Regions from separate parts of the Homo sapiens genome. Here all the other regions are linked to region 4. Evidence: chromatin contacts called from ENCODE Hi-C or POLR2A ChIA-PET data. All regions are on one chromosome and are shown on one strand. Each heading gives the region's core, a stretch centred on a gene start or an enhancer-like site at or near the end of the contact. The rest is flanking DNA. Distances are from core to core; before and after follow the strand shown.

Region 1 (2,700 bases), core at 45-2,544, 6.8 Mb before region 4:
CTCTAACTCATCAAACACAACCCAACACATGAATTATATGTATCAGTGTTTCGATTAACCTGCAGATCTTGCAAAAATGGAGGCTCTAAATCAGTAGATTCTGAATGACGCGTGAGATCCTGCATTTCTAACAGGCTTGCAGGTGATGCTGACACTGCTGGTCCATGGGCCAGACTTTAAGTGGCAAATGCAGCATTATTTCATTTAACCTTCATGCCCACCCCCATCGGCTAGGAATTATTCCATAAATGAGGCCTGAAGTTGGAAAGTTACATAAACTGCCCAAGACCAAAGCGCTTAATAAAGAGTGAGGTGGATATTTCAACCCAGGTCTGTAACCCCCGGCACCTGGTAATCTTCCTACCACACCACAGTCTAATCAAAGAAAGTGAAAAAATAACACGCCTAGGACCCCCAGCAAACTTTCTGGGCATCCTTAAATTACACGTGCTCCTGAATTGATCTCAAACAGACCCGCCCACGAGTCACTCTGGAGACTCCGCAGCCAAAAAACAGGCAAGAGTTACTGAAAGGTGAGGCAGCTCGCGCATGGGGCGCAGACGGGGAGGAGGCAGTACCCTAAGTGGCCGCCGCTTCCCTAGTCAGTTCTACGGCTTGAGGCTCGCTTTGCCACCTATGGGACACTCTGGGAACCCTCCGTCCACGCTTGCAAACCGCCGGGACCTTCCAAGTTTAGGCGGGCGCACACGCGTCCCGACACAGCTGAGTCCAGGAGGCACTCGGGGAGATGCGACCCTGGGGCGGTCACCCAAGCCGGGGCCCGGCGGCCGGCTAGACTGAGCCTCCCGCCCAGCCCCGAGGCTCCCTAGAGAACCGAGCGCGCACCCCAAAACCCTGCTCCTCCGGGGACAGAGGCAGGAAGAGGCCACAGAGAGCCGCCACTTCAGGGAGCCCGAGGAGCACGGCGAGCCGGGTGGGCTCCGGGGGCGGGCAGAGCGTGGGGCGGGGACGGGGCGGGGAGGCCGGGGTCCCGAGAGGGGGAGACCGGAAGGGAACGCCGGGGAGGGGAGGGCTGGGAGCGGCGGTTACAAACCCCACACGCCGAAAAGGCGCGCTCTCTCGTCCGGCCGCACTCACTCACCTCCCCCGTACACGCCGCCGCTCATGGCTGCTGCCGGCGCGACTCCTACCCTAAGGGCTAACTGGCGAAGTGACTGCAGTGGCCGCGACTGCGAGTCTCGAGGAGCGATAGCCCCTGACTCCCTTAACTTCCACCGCCACCCACCTCAGGCAACAAAGCGGCGTCCACACACCCCGGAGCTCAGCCACACTTGCTGGCTCCTCCTATCAGCCAATCACTAGGGTCCAGGCCTAAGTCTAGCCAATCAGAATGCGGCTGCGCCGCATCCCCGCCGCGGCCCAGCAGGTTTAGCCAATCGAAGGCAGCCATGGGGGCGGGAAAGAGGAAAGCGACAGCAGGACAGAAGGAGTTGGGTTGCGGAGCTGGAGGGGGCGGAGCTTCCCGGGTGGGCGAGGGAATGGGCGGAGGCAGTGGGAGAAGAAGGAGGAAGGCTGGAAGAAGCATGGGGGCGGGACTAGGAGGTGCGTCTGGGCGCTGAGGAGCGGCGGGAACCCGGGTAGGGGAAGGTAGACCCCTGGAAATTGAACGGGTGTCTCCACGCCGAGATTCCTGTCCAGTGACTGTGGGGAATGCGGATTTCTTTCTTTTTTTCTTCAGAAAAAGTATTTTAAACTAACTTTTATGTTGAAAAAGTAAAAATTTTGCGCTCCACTTTGGGATAGGGGAATCAGTAAATCAGACAAATTGATAGGATCTTGCAGTTTTTAAAATGGTTATTAATAAGTAAAAGAAGAATGAAATTATGCGGTATCCCAGCTAAACCTAGGTAGCGCTTTAAAAACTATTAAAAAACTTACTCATTTCTTTAAAAAAAAAAAAAAATTTCAGGCCGGGCGTGGTGGCTCATGCGTGTAATCCGAGCACTTTGGTAGGCCGAGGCGGGCAGATCACAAGGTCAGGAGTTCGAGACCAGCCTAGGCAACACAGTGAAACCCTGTGTCTACTAAAAATGAGAAAAGTAGCCGGGCCTGTAGTCCCAGCTACGCAGGAGGCTGAGGCAGGAGAGTCGCTTGAACCCGGGAGGCAGAGGTTGCAGTGAGCCGAGATTGCGCCACTGCACTCCAGCCTGGGCGACAGAGCAAGACTCTGTCTCAAAAAAAAAAAAAATCAATTTCTTTTATCCTGTGAGAGGTATTTAAAACAGCTAATCAATCTTCATTCAAGCAAGCACCCAATCCTAAATAGGCATCCCAAAAACAGCCTTAGTCCCCTATTTCTACCAGCCTAGTCCAGATCACCTTCCTTTATCCCCAGATTACTGCAACAACTTGTTGCTGTGTCCCTTTGCCACTCTTGATCAAGGGAGCTTCATCTGTGAAAACGCCCAAACCCGATCAGGACACTCCAGCGCTCAAACCCTTAAGATTGCTGCCTATCCTTGTAATTGATCCTTGTCTAGAGTCTAGACATGCAGTGCCTACTTTTAACCTTAGAAACGATTGACTAAAACCCCATCAGTCTCAGTGGCAGAGGGTGGCAGAAAGTGATGAGGCAGTAGGGTGGGAAAAAAGGCTAGCGGGAAAACTCTTTCCCATTCACTTGACAATATAATCACAGTGTATCTGACCATTTAGAAAAGCCCTATTAACCCAGTGAGA
Region 2 (2,700 bases), core at 182-2,681, 8.2 Mb before region 4:
TAAGTTTACCACCTAAGGAGATTTAAACTTGCAAAAAGCTTAGGGGGATCCTTTATACGCTGTGATTCCCCATTATGCTGGTACCACGTGACAGTTAAACCAAATCCACAGAGCTAATCAGTAAACTAAGAAAAGAAAATCAAAATGCTGAAAATAGAAAATCGTGGCCAAATAAAATAAAAACCCATAGGATAAAAGGTACGCTGAAATGAAAACCTGTGAGAATTCACTTTGCATACGCACAATACTCATGTATTAGAAGAAGGCCCTTCATAAAAATAGCCAAGACTCTCAAACATTTGAGATGCTGGCTTAGTGAGATTGACTGACAGACAACAGCTGGGGAGATTCTGTATTGATCTTCTAACAACCTGGCGTATTTCGGGAAAATAAGGAGAAAAGAACGCTATAGTGGCAAAAAATAAACTATTAGGATTTCATTTTCAGATATGTGAACGCTGAATGCCCCACCAAATTCCTCTACTCTATTCCTCTTACGTTTTTCAGCCCCGATTCCATAGTAATGGATGTCCTTCCTCCCAAGCAAACAAACAAAAAACCTCGTGGGAGAAAAAACAAAACAAAACAAAACCTCCCTCCAAAAACAGGGGCAGTGATATAAAGAAATTAGTCACCTCTCCACCTATCTCCCTGATCCATTTCGCATTTTAAATCTTACTTTAAAGCTCACAACTCTCCTTTTCTTCCGTAATAGAGGGGCTAAGGCGCCGCCCAATTTCCCAGGCCGCAAAAATATTCCAACCCGCCACAATTCAAGGTTTTCTGCTTTTCTGTATTTGATCCTAACCCTCAATCCGGTACCCCCATTCTCCTCAGACACTAAAGATTTGTTGGCCCAAAACTCAAATACAAGGGTGAATTCCAAAGATTCCGCGATACACCCGCCCCAAGGGGTGGGGAGGGGTCGGAGGAGCGGGCTGAGGAGCTCCCGCCCGGCCCAGTTCGAGGGGCGGGGGAGCGGGTGAGACCACACAATCCCACCGCCTCCTTTCACGACTCCCCCACCTCCCAGAGCTCGGGCCTGCTCCGAAGGAGCTCCCGCCGCCCAGCAGCCACTCAGTTGCTTCCCACCGGCCCGCCAAGAACCGCACTAGCAACCAAGAGGGTTCATAACTAGGAAAATGCAAGAGGTGTCCGACGTGTTGTTTCAAAACATAACGGAGCCCCGGCCCCCGAGACCGTTAAACCGCGGGTGGAGGGGGGAGAAGCAAGGAATCCAGCGGCCTCGAGCTTTGGCCTGGCTGCCTTTCCGACCCCAAACCTCACTCTCTGGGACCACCAACCCTCCCTCAAACGCGCTCCAGCACCCAGAACACTCGACAAAGTGGCAAAACGGTCAGTACCTTGTAGAAAGCCCCGTTAGAGCCGCGAACCTCCACCGTCAGCTCCGCCATGTTGGAACCGCAAAGGCCGCTGGGAAGAGATTCTAGAAACTTTCCAACCAGAGGGGAGGAGGGGGGAGGGGCGAGAAGGAGGCGGGGAAAGGGGAGGGGAAAACAGGGCTGGGATTGGGATCCCCCGCCCTTCACCCCTGGGGTCTCAACGTGCCGCCCCGACTCTCCAGGTGGGATCCCTGCGCACCCTGCATCACCGGCTTTGGGCTCCGCCTGCCGCCGTCTACGTCGGATTTGCCTCCAGACACAATCGCCCGACCTTTGTTGACCCGCCCCTAGGTCTCCGCCCCACAGTGCCCGCAGTTCGCACCGCGGCGGCCGAGTAGTGCCTCCAGCTGCCACAGAATGAACTGCCCAGGCACAGCCTGCCCGGCGCATCGGCATTCCCCTGAGCTCCGGCATCCTGACCTTAAACTTCTGGAAGTGCTGGCTGCCCTGGAATGGCTTTCTCACCCACTTTTTGGGCTCCAGTTGCCCTGGGGAAGAGGGATGCCTACAAAATAGACATACTGTTGTGCCCCAAGTTATTTCGCCCCGCTCTTTTTTTAAAAAAAGTTGGGCCTTCTCTTCACTCAAATTCCACAGTTCCACACCCCCTCAAACAATTTGGCCTAGCCCTCTCCCCACCTGTTACCACTTTAGCTCTTTAAAAGTCAAACTGAGTATTTTCAGGGCAAGTAATTGTGTTCACACCCTAGAACAGAGTTTAGGTGAATTCGCCTTATTAAAAGTAGTCAGACAAACTTAATAGAGCAGGAGACCACGTTTTCCTCTGTTAAATGCATGCAAATTTCCGCAAATAGGATCAAAGCAGAACCATCTCCAGTTTTGTAAGCATAACAAATACTTTGGGTATGGATTTTAACAACTTAATACTGAAGCTCCTTCCCTAAGCAAGGGCTTTGGAAAATAATACTATAAGTGCTCCTTGTTATACTTACATTATTACCGTTTTCGCAGAAAAACTTAAGAAAGGATACTTTGCTAACATTCTATACTTCCCATGAAACGCCCACTGACCCAGTTTTTCAGATTCTAAAAAAATAAAATGTACACAACATTTTATGAGCACGTCTGCATCTCTGAAGATTCTGGGAAAAAATGAGGGCTGTGAAAGTGCTCACTGTTGTTATGTACAGGATATTCTATTTATTTATTTATTTAGAGACAGGGTCTCACTCTGTTACCCAAGATGGAGTGCAGTGGCGTGATTACGTGGCAGCCTGGACTTCCCAGGCTCAGGTGATGCTGCCACCTCAGCCTCCCGAGTAGCTAGGACTACAAT
Region 3 (2,700 bases), core at 167-2,666, 6.9 Mb before region 4:
CACCAACCGCCCCGGGTGGAAGGCGGCGATCCCTCTCAGCTTCCTCCTCATTCTCCGAGGTCACGACTCGGGATTGAACTTTTAATAATTTATACTTGCGCATGTCAGTCCAAGTGACTCATTTAGAAGGGCAAGGTGGGGAAGGCTTAAGAAAACCATCGCAATCCAGTAGATCCCCTATTTCTGCTGCCCGAGTGGAGGCACCGGAAGGTTTCGTCTGACATTTTTTTTTTTTTTTTTTTGAGACGGAGTCTCGCTCTGTCGCCCAGGCTGGAGGGCAGTGGCGCGATCTCGGCCCACTACAGCCTCCTCCTTCCCGGTTCAAGCGATTCTCAAGCCTCAGCCTCCCGAGTAGCTGGGACTACAGGCTCCCGCCACCGCGCCCGGCTAATTTTGGGGTTCTTTTTTAGTAGAGATGGGGTTTCGCCATATTAGCCAGGCTGGTCTCGAACTCCTGACCTCAAACGATCCGCCCGCCTCCGCCTCTTAAAAAGTGCTAGGATTTCAGACGTGAGCCACCGCGCCTGGCCCTGACATTCTAAAGACAAGAAAAGGAGTGGGGTGAAATGGGAACTGGTGGAAGAAAAGCTCAGAGAGCAAATCAGAATTGTCCAGAAGTGGGGATCCCTGAGCAAAGCAAGTGGTCCCAGAAAAAGAAGGGCTGTGTGTGTCCCGGGGTGTGGGGGGATCATCCCGTCCACCTACCCGCCCTGCGCTCTGCCCCGCGGAGGACGCAAACGATCTGCAACGTGCAGTTCGGAACAGGGAACTCTTGTATTTCATCTATCTTTAAACGGCGGCGGGGCTGTGTGCAAGCTGCTGGGAATCGGGCCCTTCCAGCCTGGGGAGGCTGGCGGAGCAAAACCACCAGCACGAGCCAGTCCTCGGCTGCAGCAGCCCTGGGGCGCTCACTAAGTGTCTGCCGAACTGCAGTGTTCCTGAGCCAACTCTGCCGCCCGGAGGAAGAGAAGAGGTCCCGGCCGCCACTGCGCATCTTCTCCCCCGGCTTCACGTGCCGCAGGCCGCCGGCCCCGCGACCCTCCCCCGAGGCGCCTCACTTACGGGAGAGTCGTAGGAGAAGGCGCACTCGTTCTTGTAGACCCTGTCGCCGGACCTGGGCACGCGGATCGTGGGCATGTGGGGCACTAGCAGCTCGCCGATGTCTCCTGCAGCCATCTTCCTGCCTCCGCTGCCGCCCGGCATGCCGAACAGGGCGCCCCGGCGCTGCATGGCCTCGGCGCGCACCGGAGCCGAGCGAGCCGAGCCGGAGCCGGAGCGCGGGGTCTGCCGGCGGCGGCGGCGCCAGCGAGCGGGCTGACGGGCGGGCTGCGCGGGCAACGGCAGCCGGCCGAGCCGGGGCGGGCGGGGAGAGCGGGCTGCGGGGCGGGAGCGGGCACCGCGGGCTTGGGGCGGACTGGCGACGCTATTTTTAATCCAATGGCGAGTCTCCGGCCCAGCTGCAGCGTCAGGCGGGGCTGGGGAGCGCCAGCCGCAGCGTGCCGGGGAGGGGGCGCTGGAGAGGGGCCCTGCGCGTGGGCCGGGCGCGGCGGCGGGGGGCGGAGGGCGAACCCCTGAGGCGTTGGCGCGGGAGCTCGAGCGGGCTGGCGGCCGAACGCGGCGCGGGAGGGCCCCGGGAAAACACCACGGAGGTGTTTTCTATCCCGAATTGTTGGCTTGCAGAGGGGCAACTCCGAGGAGGCCAACACAAAGAGCAGGATTGGGGGTTTTAAAAACCGCTTGCTTTTAAAACAGCCGAAGACTAGGGCGGTGACGTCCCCGGATTGGATAGGGGCGGGACTCGATGTGCAAATCTGAAATCTAACGTGAGGCTTAAATCTAAATTTGCGCCATGCACTTCAGTGCTTCCCCACTAAGCTTCGTTCCTTACTTTAACATCCAAGGCTCAAAAATAGAGCGAATAGAATAAGATCGAGTGAGGATAGAGGGTGTGTGTGTGGGGGAGGGCGGGGTGTGTGTGGGAGTGTGTGTGTAATAATAATACAGGTTTTCTTACATATTGGGGGAAGTCAGGGATGGTCAAGATTTTTTCAGGGCGTCGGAAGGCTTTCTATTTTTCTCTGCCTTTGGAGTATCTTCTATGTGATTCAAAGTTCTCATGTCGAACATTCAGTGGCCTGATTTGAGGATTTTGTAGGCAGGCATACATATTCCTGTCTTGATCATCAGTTCCTCAAAATAAATGATGAATGGGGTTGGCCTCGGGGGTTGATCATTTGCAAGCAGAGCATGTCTCCCAGCATACTCTCATTCTCTCCAAAAAACCCACAAGACGGGTTCAATGACATTGAGGTTCTCTAACTACACCCAACATATGTATTCATGACAGAGTATCCAGTGATCCCTGCCAGTTAATGAAATGCAGAAATAGCGAGAAATAGTGAACCAAAACGCTAATTTTTGTAAGCCTCTCTCAGATCAGATAGTCCTTAAGTTCTTTTTTTTTTCTTACTTTTTTTCTCTTTTAACTCTCCCTGGTTCTCCAGACCTATCTCAAGATTTCCATACCCTCAAGCAAGCCTCGAGCGCACCACACTTTCTTATAACTCAGCACTCCCAAATGCTATCTGTTGGAAAAGGAGGAGGTGGCACTGAGCAAAAAATCAGACACTACTGTCATCTTCCTCATTGGGCAGATCCTCTCAGCGAGCTTTTGCTTTGAATTTAGTCTCATCAGCTTAT
Region 4 (2,700 bases), core at 200-2,699:
CTAGGTAACAAGAGGTAGACTCCGTCTAAAAAAAAAAAAAAAACTTCTTGAAAATATTTACATTTTTCTCCTATGCCTCCCTCTTTAAGAGGGAGCACAGCAAATGATCAAAAGCAGATGATTAATAAAAGGGAGGGAGCATAGCAGATGATCGAAAGCAGATGATTAATAATTAAAATTGCCCCTGATGATACTGTATATGATCAATTTATTGCCAAAACAGCTTCAAAATGTATAGAGAAAAAGAGATGCACTACGGTAACTTGATGACATAACTAACATCCAACAGTCAGATTAGAAATGGAAATATATTAATCACTTTTTTTCAAATTACTGTATTCCAGAAGCCTTTAAAATAAGCACAATAGGATCAGTGTTCATAAACCTACACAGCTTCTCACCCAAGAACAGACCCAAGGAGCTTCTAACTAAACACACTATAACACATGCCCCCTTTTATCCCAGAGATAAAATTTGCCATGTAAACAAACATTCAAGTTTCCTTTTACTTAAATACTTTTTAGGCAATCATCTTCCAAGGTGAAGGACTAAAATGCAATCCAAGATATAATGGTGGTGTTATTAACAATAACATTACTATTAACAACTGACATTTACTTAACGCTTAATACGTGGCAGACATTGTCCTAAACCTTTTAATCTCTGCAGTAATCCTAAGAGGCAGGTACTATTATTATTTTCAATGTATGGATGAAGAAACGTAGGAACAGAGAGGTTAAGCAACTTCCCCTAAGTCAAACTGTTAGTAAGGGGTAAAAGAGGTATTCAAAGCCCGGCTAAATCCAGAGGCTGCGCCTTTAACCACTAAGCCGGACACATCTGTGCCGGGTGGCTGGGGAGGACGAGGGGCGGATGGCCTGGATTTATCTTGCAAAAACGAAAAATTAAACTTCCCGCAAAGAAGCCAGGATGAATCCTAGAATAAAACCACGGCGCACTCTGAGATAAGCCCCCAAAGGCTGCAAGTGCCGGCCCCCAAAGCCACAGGGCTGCGCGGCTTGCCAAAATCCCTTTCCCAACTCCCTCCCTTCACCCACACTCTTCTGTCCAAAAGAGCCAACAGGTGAGGGCGAAGATGCCCAGCAATACTGGGGGCTTCGGTCTCCCACTCCGCGTCAGGGCCCGGCTGCTGGGGGTGGGGTGCGGCGAGGGAGTTCCCGGATCCGGGAAGCCTGAGCTGGGGCGCTCCGGAATTCGCGGTCACTAGGGGCGGGGACGTCGACCGCAGGCAAAAGAGCCCTTGGCTCTGGAGCCGCTCGCCCACTTGCACCTCTCTCACTCACACAGAGTCCTTACCACTCTCAAAAAAGCCCTAGGAGTTCCACCTCTTCAAACGCCGACTCCTCTCACAAATACCGCCATTCCTCGCCGGCGGCCGCCACAACCGATTCAAAAACTAAGCTGCTCTCTCTAAGAGCCATGCCGATTGGCGCGTGATGTCAACCTCTTTCCCATAGGCAGGAGTCTCCAGAGGGGCGGTGATTGGTCGACGCTCTCCAAGTCCCGGCAGGCGCCGCTTGATTGGTTGTGCGTGTGTTTCAAATAAGCCCAACGACTCGGGCGTCGGGACGCCAGGAGTTTGCAGAGAAGTGCCCGGATGTGGCCAGGAGGTGGCGGTGGTGGCTCCTGAGGTCTTAAAGGAGTAGCAGGTGTTTCTGTGACTACCGCATATTTACTCAGTAAACATCCTACTTCCTGAGGAAAGTTTGGGTGGATTCTCCTCGGCCCCACCCAGCTTTTTTTTTTTTTTAAACGATACCAAATCTTTTAAGCTTAAATCAGTGCCGCCAGAGATAAATGTTTCCCTGCTGCTTGCTGTGAGCTGTAGGATTTTCCTATCGGGATGCTTTCTGCTTTAGGAATGTATTTAAATTTGAGTTAAGGGATTTTGACTTTGATGGTTGTATTGGCGTGTGGCAGGGCCAAGGACCGGTCCTAGAACTCGGACTCCCCAGGTGGACTTCAAATCAGCAGCCGCTTATTTAAATGCTATTATTTAAAGCACTGCGCTCCCATCTAGGGAGTATCGCGGGTTAGAATCAATTCTTAGAAATTAGAAAAATTCTCGGATTTTTTTAAAGATAAGCTTGAATTTGATAAAAATATGCCACGAGATTCTAGAATTTTTGGAGCCAAATTGCTTCGTCTTTGCCCCCCTCCGCCCACTAAGAACTTGTACTTTCCCCTAAAGTCTAGTCAAGAATGTATCAAGTTTTTCCTGTGATTAGCGTTGCTATTATGAAAATAATTTCTTTATTTTCTAAATATGATACCATATAACACAATCTCTTAAGAAAAATACACCCCCACCAGGTGGGTTTTCCATAGTTCCCACCTGAAGGCTAATATAAATAGAAGAAGAAAGGGGAATCAGATGCCAGAACCTAAATACCAATAAGAAGAGGCAAACGTGTACTTTGGGATGGAACACTTGTGAGCATCTCAAGCAGGTTGTGGGGACTTAACAATTTTTTCTAATTTTGTCAGGCAATCTTAGAATGCCTGAAAAGTTTATAATGCTGTCCACAAAATGAATGAAGCAATCTGGTAATTATTGGTTTCCCTGCTTGTCAGTATTTAAGTCTGACCTTCATTAAAATGCTGTGATAACTGTTACGGCAGAAAAAAAGAAAAACAGTAATTGAAATTTCCATTTGGAATGTGCTTGCGTATTTGGAA

What was found. A loop is a pair of places that touch in the nucleus more often than their neighbours do. ChIA-PET counts read pairs that join two places held with the same protein, here RNA polymerase II (POLR2A). Pooled maps may share reads with other maps.
Region 1: a map of CD8-positive, alpha-beta T cell shows a loop between it and region 4 (12-fold over the local background). The contact joins the promoter of ACTL6A here to the promoter of ECT2 in region 4. A Hi-C loop is called at or near these places in 2 of 168 maps with a recorded cell type or tissue (CD8-positive, alpha-beta T cell and naive thymus-derived CD4-positive, alpha-beta T cell) and 8 of 50 pooled maps. POLR2A ChIA-PET finds 5 or more read pairs at or near these places in 1 of 52 experiments (H1).
Region 2: a map of naive thymus-derived CD4-positive, alpha-beta T cell shows a loop between it and region 4 (10-fold over the local background). The contact joins the promoter of FXR1 here to the promoter of ECT2 in region 4. A Hi-C loop is called at or near these places in 1 of 168 maps with a recorded cell type or tissue (naive thymus-derived CD4-positive, alpha-beta T cell) and 7 of 50 pooled maps. POLR2A ChIA-PET finds 5 or more read pairs at or near these places in 1 of 52 experiments (B cell).
Region 3: a loop to region 4 is called in a map of CD8-positive, alpha-beta T cell, with 13 times the contacts of the local background. The contact joins the promoter of USP13 here to the promoter of ECT2 in region 4. A Hi-C loop is called at or near these places in 1 of 168 maps with a recorded cell type or tissue (CD8-positive, alpha-beta T cell) and 7 of 50 pooled maps. POLR2A ChIA-PET finds 5 or more read pairs at or near these places in 1 of 52 experiments (Panc1).

What each region holds. Positions count from the first base shown.
Region 1 is chr3:179,561,520-179,564,219 of GRCh38, reverse strand. It overlaps ACTL6A (actin like 6A), which reads right to left and starts at 1,294. Exons shown (of 14, transcript NM_004301.5): 1 at 1,103-1,294. The coding sequence starts at 1,127. RefSeq lists a silencer at 1,203-1,432.
Region 2 is chr3:180,911,401-180,914,100 of GRCh38, reverse strand. It overlaps FXR1 (FMR1 autosomal homolog 1), which reads right to left and starts at 1,431. Exons shown (of 17, transcript NM_005087.4): 1 at 1,365-1,431. The coding sequence starts at 1,415. RefSeq lists enhancers at 1,160-1,249, 1,820-1,969, 1,785-2,440 and silencers at 1,400-1,499, 1,506-1,800.
Region 3 is chr3:179,651,756-179,654,455 of GRCh38, reverse strand. USP13 (ubiquitin specific peptidase 13) reads right to left here and starts at 1,416. Exons shown (of 21, transcript NM_003940.3): 1 at 1,063-1,416. The coding sequence starts at 1,230. RefSeq lists an enhancer at 943-1,586 and silencers at 1,255-1,594, 1,605-1,684.
Region 4 is chr3:172,749,475-172,752,174 of GRCh38, reverse strand. ECT2 (epithelial cell transforming 2) reads right to left here and starts at 1,449. Exons shown (of 25, transcript NM_001258315.2): 1 at 1,318-1,449. RefSeq lists a silencer at 1,034-1,103 and enhancers at 1,214-1,473, 1,494-1,543, 1,644-1,913.